2 separate regions of the Mus musculus genome follow, and region 2 is linked to region 1. A link is a contact called in ENCODE Hi-C or POLR2A ChIA-PET data. All regions are on one chromosome and are shown on one strand. Each heading gives the region's core, a stretch centred on a gene start or an enhancer-like site at or near the end of the contact. The rest is flanking DNA. Distances are from core to core; before and after follow the strand shown.

Evidence for each region. Hi-C counts contacts between places; a loop is a spot of excess contacts on that map. ChIA-PET counts read pairs that join two places held with the same protein, here RNA polymerase II (POLR2A).
Region 2: a loop to region 1 is called in a map of heart, with 3 times the contacts of the local background. The contact joins the promoter of Zdhhc5 here to the promoter of Tmx2 in region 1. A Hi-C loop is called at or near these places in 16 of 37 maps with a recorded cell type or tissue (T-helper 1 cell, T-helper 17 cell, T-helper 2 cell and 6 more). POLR2A ChIA-PET finds 5 or more read pairs at or near these places in 4 of 5 experiments (Patski and embryonic stem cell).

Annotation. Positions count from the first base shown.
Region 1 is chr2:84,677,447-84,682,754 of GRCm38, forward strand. Tmx2 (thioredoxin-related transmembrane protein 2) reads right to left here and starts at 1,382. Exons shown (of 9, transcript NM_025868.4): 1 at 1,197-1,382; 2 at 405-728. The coding sequence starts at 593. It overlaps Med19 (mediator complex subunit 19), which reads left to right and starts at 956. Exons shown (of 5, transcript NM_025885.3): 1 at 956-1,215. The coding sequence starts at 999.
Region 2 is chr2:84,712,363-84,717,180 of GRCm38, forward strand. Zdhhc5 (zinc finger, DHHC domain containing 5) reads right to left here and starts at 2,802. Exons shown (of 12, transcript NM_144887.4): 1 at 2,621-2,802.

The DNA of each region.
Region 1 (5,308 bases), core at 132-2,631:
ATTTTGTTGAGTCAGCGACCTTCGTCTGCCAGTCTATCAGAGAATTGAATAAGGTTAGACAGCACTTTCTGAACGCTGCGTTTCCTTGGGAAATCGCCTAACTACACTGTGATCACTTCGTTAAAAATTAAACAAAAAAAATTTAATGGTATTTCTACTATTGGCCTTTTCTTCACTGGCGCCCCAGGTAGCTTGGAATCACTGTAGAATACTGTTCATCTGTGATGGAAACCCTGTAATCTGTTTCTCCATCTTAAACACGGAGGTTATGACTAGATAACGGCCTAGGCTCTGCACTCAGTCTGTAAGGCGGCTACATCCCGAAACCTGCTCCCAGATTTTCACATGCACCTGCAGGGCAGGGATGGTCAAGGTCGAGAGCTGGTAAGGCAGGGGGCGCTCACCCAGTCAAAGTCACACGGGTTGCCATCTTCGCGTTGCGTGGGGAGACCATTGCAAATCGGTGGCAGTTTCCTCACGAGGAGGAAAGCAATGGAAAGCAGAGCAGACAGAAGGCAATAAGGTCGGGCCAGCCATCGAGAAAGCCGCGGCACCGAGTACACCAAAGCAATCAGAGGCGCAAGGACAGCCATCTTTCCTGCCTACTCTCTCGCAGGCTCACTCCCGCTCCCCAAATCTTCGTCCTCCGCCCCCACCAGCAAGGCTTCTATTGGACCAAATATCAGATGCAACGCCTCCAGACCCGGATGTAGATCTCTTATTGGATGCTATAATAGATCAGAAAATGAATTAAATAGTCTATTGGTCCTCATCGTTGTCGCTTTTCTAACTGAGTCATTTTATTGGCTATTAGTCTGCGAACCACCTTCCTAACCAGTCTCTCAGGCGACGGAAGTAAGTTGCCGGAAGATGGTAGGCGGGGCTTAATGTATCCAATGATGGGACACTCTTAGACGAAGAGGGTGGTACCCTGTGAAAGTACTGTCCAATCAAAGTAATTAACGCCCGATCCCGGGTAACCAGGAGCGCAGAGTGCTATGGAGAACTTCACGGCACTGTTTGGAGCTCAGACTGACCCCCCACCGCCACCAAGCGCCCTAGGCTTTGGGCCTGGAAAGCCACCCCCGCCACCCCCTCCTCCTCCGGGAGGTGGTCCAGGCGCAGCCCCGCCCTCGACGGCAACCTCGGCCCCCGCAGGAGCGGATAAGTCGACGGCTGGAAGTGGCCCCTTCTACCTGATGCGGGAATTGCCAGGTGAGTAGTAGGCCAAGAGTAGCCACTCAGATTGTAGTTCAGGTGAGGGTGTGGCTAGCCTGTCCCGCTAGGTGTGAGATAACAGGGCTACGCGGGGCCAGTGGGCAACAGTGTCAGAAGCCCTTTGGCGATTCACAACCCTAAGGGATAACTTGATTTTCTGGGGTGGGTTTGGGTTGGGTGTGAATATCTGGGACAACCTTCAGCGAGAAGTTCTGTGATCCGGGTTCTCTGACTGCCGTTTGTGACTCTATAAAAACGTGAGCCGTTGTTTAGAACTCGGGAGACCCGATTTAACATTTCTGGAGACACTTAAGATTTTAGTTTAAAGTCTGTCACAAACTTGTTGGTTTGTAGCAAGTTGCCTTCCTTGTCAGGGACTCGGAGATTAACCTGTTCAAAGAAAGGATTAGAATTGAATCAATTCTTACTTTCATAAAATTATTCGGGGAAATTGTGGTGGTGGGGGGCGTGGCTCAGTGGTAGAACTCTTGCCTGCCTTGCAAAAGGCGTCGCGTTCACAGAATCATTTCTGAGTAGGTAGCATTCAAGAATAAACAAAGCCATCCCTGTTTGGATAGAGAGGAGATACTAGGTACAAGAAACTAAATCAGGAGACCTTGGGGGGCGGGGCTTAGAATATCTGAGGGGCAGAAGACACATTGGACTCAGGAAAGCGGAAAAAATCCAGTAGTGATGGGAAATAGGTAGAGGCTTTTATAAGGCAAGGTAGGTTGTTTAAAGTTCAAATTGAAGTCATTTCAATATAGGTGCAAAATGATCTAATTTAGTGATTTTTAGATATCCAGCAGAAACATGAAAAATGAAAATAGGATAATCAGAAGTTGCCAGTCAGTGTTCAGAAAAGGAATGGTTTGGACCAGGGCTTAGTGGTCGGGAAGCAAATGAATACAGGATACATGTTAAAGGTAAAGCCTACAGAAATAAAGAACTAAATATACACAGAGAGAGGAATTGTGAGTGTCCTGTACAAAGGGTACAGTAGTCTGAGACTAGGAAGGCATGGAAAGAAAAAATTTGAAGAGCTAAAACTTAAGAGGCGTTCTGGACATGTTAAGTCTTGGGGAACTTGTAGTACTCCATACCAGCACTCAGGAGGTGAAGGCAGAAGGAGCTATAGTTCAAGCCCAGCCTAGGAGACATGAGATCCTGCTTCAAAAAAGAAATAAAAACCTCAGTTATCCCAGTATTTATTAGCAAAATAGTTTGAAGTTCACATCAGTGCAGTGTGTAACAATATGTAATACTTACTATAGTCCTTTTAGATAGATAGGTATTGTCTGTATTTTTTAATTGAGAACTGAAGCATAAAGAAATGACTGTTAAGGCAGTTTTCTTTTTCCTTATTTTAGTTGTTTTTTGTTTTTTTTAAAGATATGTATATGACTACACCATTGCTCTCTATGGACACACCAGAAGGAGGCATCAGATCCCATTACAGATGCTTGTGAGCCACCAGGTGGTTTCTGGGAATTGAACTCAGGACCTCTGGAAGAGCAGTTGATGCACTTAACCACTAAGCCAGCTCTCCAGCCCATCTTACTGGGTTTTTGAGACATGGTCTCACTCAGTAAGCCTGGCTTGTCTCAAATTCATTGTAGACTAGGCTGGCCTTGAACTCACAGAGATCCACTTGCCTCTACCTTCAAGTATGTACCATCATGCCCAGCTTCTTCCAGCAGTTTATCTTTTGCATTACCTGTTCTAATTATACCATTAATAGATCAGTTGATAAGTACTGAATATCCAAGGTATGGTGGGATTATGAGAAGTAAAGATTATATACATATATATATGATTTATTTATTTATTATATGTAAGTACACTGTAACTATCTTCAGACACTCCAGAGAGGGCATCAGATTTCGTTATGGATGGTTGTGAGCCACCATGTGGTTGCTAGGATTTGAACTCGGGACCTTCGGAAGAGCAGTCGGCACTCTTAACCACTGAGCTATCTCACCAGCCCCGAGAAGTGAAGATTATTAAGCCTAGTTTTTAGGTAGCCTATTTTTTGAGATCCAAAATACATGGTTTAAGGATTGTGCTTATATTTTGTGGGTGTCAGTCTTATTTATTTATAGTTCAACACAGGAAGCAATGTTAAAAACTACCTGATAGTTTTCAAAATGTGTTAGCCAAAATGACAGCAAGAATAAGATGTCATTTGAACTAAACACTGAAGAATTTATATAGGTAAACAAAATTAGAAAGTTGTTTTCTCAAAGGAAATAGTGTTACAGTTTTTTGTTTGTTTGTTGTTTTTTGTTTTTCGAGACAGGGTTTCTCTGTGTAACCCTGGCTGTCCTGGAACTCACTCTGTAGACCAGGCTGGCCTCAAACTCAGAAATTGGCCTGCCTCTGCCTCCCAAGTGCTGGAATTAAAAGTGCCACCACTGCCTAGCTGTGTTACAGTTTTGTTGCTGTTTTCTACCCAGAAGATAATTAGATCTGCTGCAGACCCTCTGGTCCCGCAAGATCCATCTGGATACATTAGAAATTTTGCATGGAAGATTAGTGGTTGATTAGACTCCAAAGTTAAGTTGCAATATGATTAGGAAAGCTAGGGATGTAGCTTAGTTGGTAAAGTAAATGCTTAGCATGCATAAAGACCTCTCTCTATTCAATCTCCATACTTGACAAACCAGGCTTGGTGGTATACTTATATAATCCCAGCCCTTTGGAGGTATAGGCAGGAAGATCAGGAGTCCAAGATCATCGTTGGCTACATGAGACCTTGCCTTAAAAAGGGCTATGGGAACTGGAGAGATGGCTCGAAGGTTATGACGTTAAGGACATTTGATGTTGTCCAAAGGACCAAGTTTTGGTTCCTGTAACTCACATGGGAACCTCACAATTATCTGTATGCAACTGCAGCTCCAGGGATCCCAATACCCACCCTCTGCCGGCCTCCACAGGTACTCAAGTAATATGTGGCATACATCCATACAACACAACACACACACACACAAATAAGATAAAAATAAACCTTTTAGGATGAATCAAGAGGAGGCAGGTTGATCTCTGAATTCAAGGCCAACTTTGGTCTACATGGTGAGTTCCAAGTCATCCAATACTTTAGAGAGAGACTCTGTATAAAAAAAATTTTTAAATAAATAATTTTTAAAAAATTATTAGACTCAAGTACGATGGGAACGTAAGTAGAGATCTATTTGCCCCCCTCCCTCATCATGCCAATCACACTAAGGCCTTCGACAAGCTACATAAGAACCTAAGCACTGCGCCATTGTTTTTTATTTTAAACAAGAAGTATTGCTTTCTAAAACTACACAATGTGAGTTCTAAGAATTGGAATAGAGAGGCCATAATGATGTGAACAATACTTAGAACTTCAAGAAAAGGGAAAAATAAAATGAATCTGCATAGAATTGACATGGAAAGAATTGAGAATTCAAATTTGTTTTTAGAGTCATGGCTTCTTAAAGAGCTTTATAAATCATTTTCAGAGAACCAACAGTTCAAATAGAAGTTAAATCCCTATTTATTTTTTAGTGTTTATGTGTATGAATGTTTTCCTGCATGCATGTGTGTGTGTGTGTGTGTGTGTGTGTGTGTGTGTGTGTACACCTGGTAACTAGGGAGGTCAGAGACATGAGATTCCCTCTAACTGGATTTATATACACATGCCTGCGAGCAGCCCTCTGGGTTTTGGAAATGCAACCTGGGTCATCTCCTCATATTTACTTAATTCCTTGTTCTTTCTGTTTTGAGGCAGTTTCGTGTCACCCAGGATGGCCTTAGGCTCCCACAGCTGAGGATGGGCGTGAGCTCCTTATTTCCTGCCTCTGCCTCTGCCTCTGCCTCTGCCTCTGCCTCTGCCTCTGCCTCTGCCTCTGCCTCTGCCTCTGCCTCTGCCTCTGCCTCTGCCTCTGCCTCTGCCTCTGCCTCTGCCTCTGCCTCTGCCTCTGCCTCTGCCTCTGCCTCTGCCTCTCTGCCTCTCTGCCTCTCTGCCTCTCTGCCTCTCTGCCTCTCTGCCTCTCTGCCTCTGCCTCCCGAGTGCTGGGGTTACCAGCATCTGCCTCTCTGATGTGCTTGAACTCCTTGTTCAGAT
Region 2 (4,818 bases), core at 1,552-4,051, 36 kb after region 1:
GAGAATGCCTGGGGCCATTCCACTGAATCACTTGGGTAGCCAGGTTCCTAACCCAAGAGTATAATTGCTGACATAGACCCTTTCTACCACACTACATGCCTAATGATACCTTGGAATCTACAGACCAAGGTTTCTGCTTAAGTTAGAATTTCAAATGAAAGCAGTGCTATTCCCCAACAAGTTGTATACTACTTGATAACAATAGCAGCTATTAAAACATAAAACAGCGAACACCCCAGACAATGAAATACAAATGTGTTCTGGAATTTATCACTTCTGTTCTTACCTAAGACAGAGAAGGCAAAGGAGCCTGCTACTGTCACCACTCGGTTGTGGTGGTGAATGCCTTTAATCTCCGCACTCAAGAAACAGAGGCAGAGCCAGGCGTGGTGGCGCACACCTTTAATCCCAGCGCTTGGAAGGAAGAGGCAGGCGGATTTCTAGAATTCGAGGTCAACCTGGTCTACAGAATGAGTTCCAGGACAGCCAGAGCTATACAGAGAAACCCTGTCTTGGGGAAAAAAAAAAAAAAAAAAAAGAAAGAAAGAAAGAAAGAAAGAAAAAGAAAAGCAGAGGCAGGTGGATCTCTCCAAGCCATCCTGGTATGCATAGCTTCCAGGCCAGCAAGGGCTACATAGTAAGACTTTGTCCCAAAAGAAAAATTTAATAAATAAATAAGATGGGAGAGAGGGGGGAAGGAGGGAGGGAGGGGGGAGGGTTAAGTAACATTAGAAAGAAGGCCCAAAGATTCCATTAAGTTTCTATGGTCCAACTAAAAACCAGATCCTATTTAGTCCTGATTTTATGCTTATTTCTGTTTCCTGACTTTAGGCCTAAATATCTTTATCAACTGGAACAAGCAAATTTGATTTGTAGACAGTATTATTAAAGGAACCGTTTCCCTCAAAACTCCAAAGATAAAAGGAAAATTACCTAACTATTACGTAAAGTGAATCCTATACTATTGCAGGTCACATTTACTACAGGACGAAAGCCACACAGACTAATTCTGCCACGGTACAGTACATGCAATTATGGAACCGCATACTGAAATATAAATGAGACCATCGTCTGAAATGTTAAGATAGATATTAGAAGGGACAAGATAAAATAATTTATTGGGTATAAATATCAACACACCAAGTCTTATCAAAGGAATGTGGTGCAGAAAGAGAAGGGACGAAACCGGAAAGGCGAGTGTGGTTCATCAGTCACAAGCTGGTGTATCCACAACAGTATCACTAAAGTGGACAAGAATGTTCGTGACACATGCTGACTGAGGGGGAAAAAAATCACTGAGTGAAAATATGTATGTATAAAACAAACAATACAGAGCCAGGTGTGGTAGCTCTCGACCTCAATCCCAGCACTTGGGAGGCACAGGAAGTCAGAACTCTGAGTTAGAAATCAGCTTGGTCTTACAAAGTGAATTCCAGGGCAGCAACAGTTATGTACAGAGATCCTGTCTCAAAACAACAACAAACAATTCAAGATGTGTAGTTTGAAGACTTTCATAAGGTTTGATATAAGTAGTTCCTTTGGAGCAGTGCAGTGGACAGCACATGTATTATTTGTTAAAATAACCAAACCTTATAGCACAGAACACTAAATTTGAATATATAGAAATGGAGATGTCATATAGAAGAATGAATACATGCTATGAAGGAAAGATCCAAGAAGAAGTTTAAAAAGAGTATTATTACAGATCGACGTAGGTGCCCAAGTACCTGGCGATAGAATTCTTACAAACACTAGATGAATTTGTATGCATTCATGAGCACCGGACAGATCTGTCTGATACAAAGCAGGCTCACACTGGGATAAAAGGATGGAGATCTAACCTAAGATTATCCTGGACAAGATGGCATTAACCAGGAAGTAAACCCAAGAGGACAAAAATGGTCTGCAATGTAACATGTATCTATTCTACGACTACTTCTAATAACTTTAGTCACTTTCTTGTTTCTCGTTTTAGTGGTTTCATTTGGCCAACTGGTTAAGGAACTTTAAACTTCCCCAGGAATAGACGGCTAGTGATAAAATACTGTCAGATACATTCAAGCCCTACTTGTAAAATAAAGTACAAAGTACTAAAAGCATAAAAGCATGGAGCACCTGGCTGGTGGGGGGTAGGGAGAAGCAGCCGATGGATGGGAGAAAGAACAGGTAACCACAGGACGAAGCTCTAACCAAAATAAGGACCAGTGGAGTGTAGGGCGAGGGGCCTGAACCGCGGAGCGGTAAAAGGAGTACAGTCCCCGGCCGGCAGCTGGAGCAGTGGGAGTCATCACCGGGGGCAGGACTGACTACCCCTGGCCCAGAAAACACGGAATCCACCGCGCGCAGGGCCCGCCGGAGCTGAGAGAACCGCGGGCCGGGGAAGGAAGGGGCGGCGGCTCCGCAACTGGGCAGCCGGGCACCAACCGGGTCCAAGCCCCGGCGGGCGGCCGCGGCTCTCTTAGTCTGCGGGCGTCCGTTTCGGGGCCCGTACAGCCCGAGGAGGGGTAGGGCCTTAACCTCCTCCCCTCCGCGGTCCCCCTTCCCTAGAGGTCACTCTCCCCTCCCACCTCACTAGCCCAGCACTTCCGGTTCCGCAGGGGCCAGCGTCCCCGGTACTCACCCCCGGCGCGGCGCCCGTCACCGCCGCCGTCGTTGTCACCGCCGTCGTTGTCGCCGCCGCCTCCCAGCAGTGCCGTCTGGCCTCTGAGAGGCAGCGCGCGGCCCCCGCACGCTCCACGCCCGCCCCGCCGCCGCGCGCTCCCGACGGCCGACGCTCGCCTCTGTGCGGCCGGCGCGCGGCCGCTGCCCTCAGCCTCCGGTCTGTAGCCTCACGACGTTCCCATTGGCTCCCGGGCGCGGGCGCGGGCGCGGGCGACGTCTCTCGCGGGGCACGTTCTTCTCATTCATGCGGCTCGCGCCGCCGAGCCCGCCCCCGTTCACTCTTCCATTCACCCCCTAACCCCCGCCCCCACGGCGCTCTAGAGCGTGCGCGCGACCGCGGGCGACCGCGGCGACCTCGCCTTCTGATTGGCTGCAGGGGCACGGCGCCGCAAACACGTAGTGACACGGGAGCGCGCGCGCCTGGCCGTCGTGTCTGGCTGGATGGTCGGGAGAGGGGACATGGCGAACTGCGCCGGTTTGGGGACGAGGAACTGGTCTGGCGAGATCTTTCTCTTATTTTGTCCGCTTTCCCATTTGTAGTGTAGTCAAGAAAAACTTTTAAGCAAAAAAAATTCTACGTATGTACCGGAAGTGCTCAAAAACAAGCAGATGCCCTTTCTTAGTTCACCAGCCTCCTCCGAGTTGGCCTGGTACAGTCCTGAAAAGCATCTACGATAGCCAATCACCGTTAAGCCTTTCCGGCTTCCTTCCTTGCCTCTTCATTCATTGGTGTGAGGATTCGGTCGGGCAGCCCCTCCAACACACACACTTTTTTTTTTTTTTTTTTTCTTTAAGGACTGAAACTTTATTTAAAACAATCCGTTGGCGAAAGCGTCAGTGGGGTAAATTCTCAGACCGTGGCAGAATTCCTGAGTGGTGGTATGGCCTCACCTATGGAGGAAGGAGGCGCACGGCCCATTGAACAGTCTGAGGAGAGGGTTCTGTCCAAGGCTGGGTTAGATGAAGGAGCTCGGCTGCTATCCCTAGATTTACAGTGCTTGCCGATGGAGTGAAGCACTGGGAGTGCGCGGTGCGAGGCGTAGACACCTCCACGACTACACGAGGAATGGGCGCCCTGACCTCACCCAATTTGAGAAAGCAGGCTGAAAAGAAAAGTCTTTCTAGAATAGCTCCTGTCCCTGGCGAGCTGCTGGCTAACTCTCCGAAGATCGCGGCACTACATTTTGCCCTAATTAAGCCGAGACGGCTGTGGACCCGGTGGCTTTGCCATAGGGCTCTCCTCTTACAGCTTCAGGCCACCTCTCATTTGTAAAGGAGCTCTGTTACATAACAGCCCTTCAAAAAGATATCCCCGAGCCGCTTCCCTGAAGCGAAGGTCTCGTTCAGGGTTATTTCCAAGTCCTGTCATTGTTTCCTTGACTTCACTTCAAATGTTACTGATTTAACTTTGACACTTCAGCCTTAGGCATCCAGTTAAAGAAAAGAAAAAAAAAAATCTACCCTTTTTTCTTTAGACTCTAGTCTTATCCCTTATCATTTTTACTACTGGCTTAAATGCAGCGTTTATTGGAACCGTTACGAGCATACATGTTTTAAGGAGTGGAACTTTATTTTGAAAAATCCGTTGGCGAAGACGTCTGTGGGGTAAATTCTCAGACCATGGCAGAATGGTGGTATGGCCTGGGCTGTGGCTCACACATCACACATGGAGGAAGTAGGTAGCACGGCCAATAGAGCGGTCTAAGGAGAGAATTTTTAAAAATCTTCAGCATTATGAATAATTTTAAAGTATTATTTGGAGGTACAACATTTACCCTATCAAGTATATTCTGCCTATAAAATAATGTTTCCTTAAGATGGGTCAAATTTCATTTATTTCTCTAGGATTTTAAAGCTTTATTTTCTCTACTTAACAAGTGAAGCATTCTTGATTTTCCTACCTTTTTAAATAGGAAAACTATTTGTTTGAGACAGAGAGAGAGAGAGAGAGAGAGAGAGAGAGAGAGAGAGAGAGAGAGAGAAGGCAGACAGAGTTCAGGCAGCTTTTGGGTGTTGGTTCTCTCTTGGCTTACAGATAGGAGCTCAAGTTGTCAGTCACGCCTAGGAAGTCCTTTCACCCACTGACCCATCCTGCCAACCCAATTTTTCTACAAAGACCTGTGTGAATCATCATGTCTTTTGGCCAGAGCATACTAA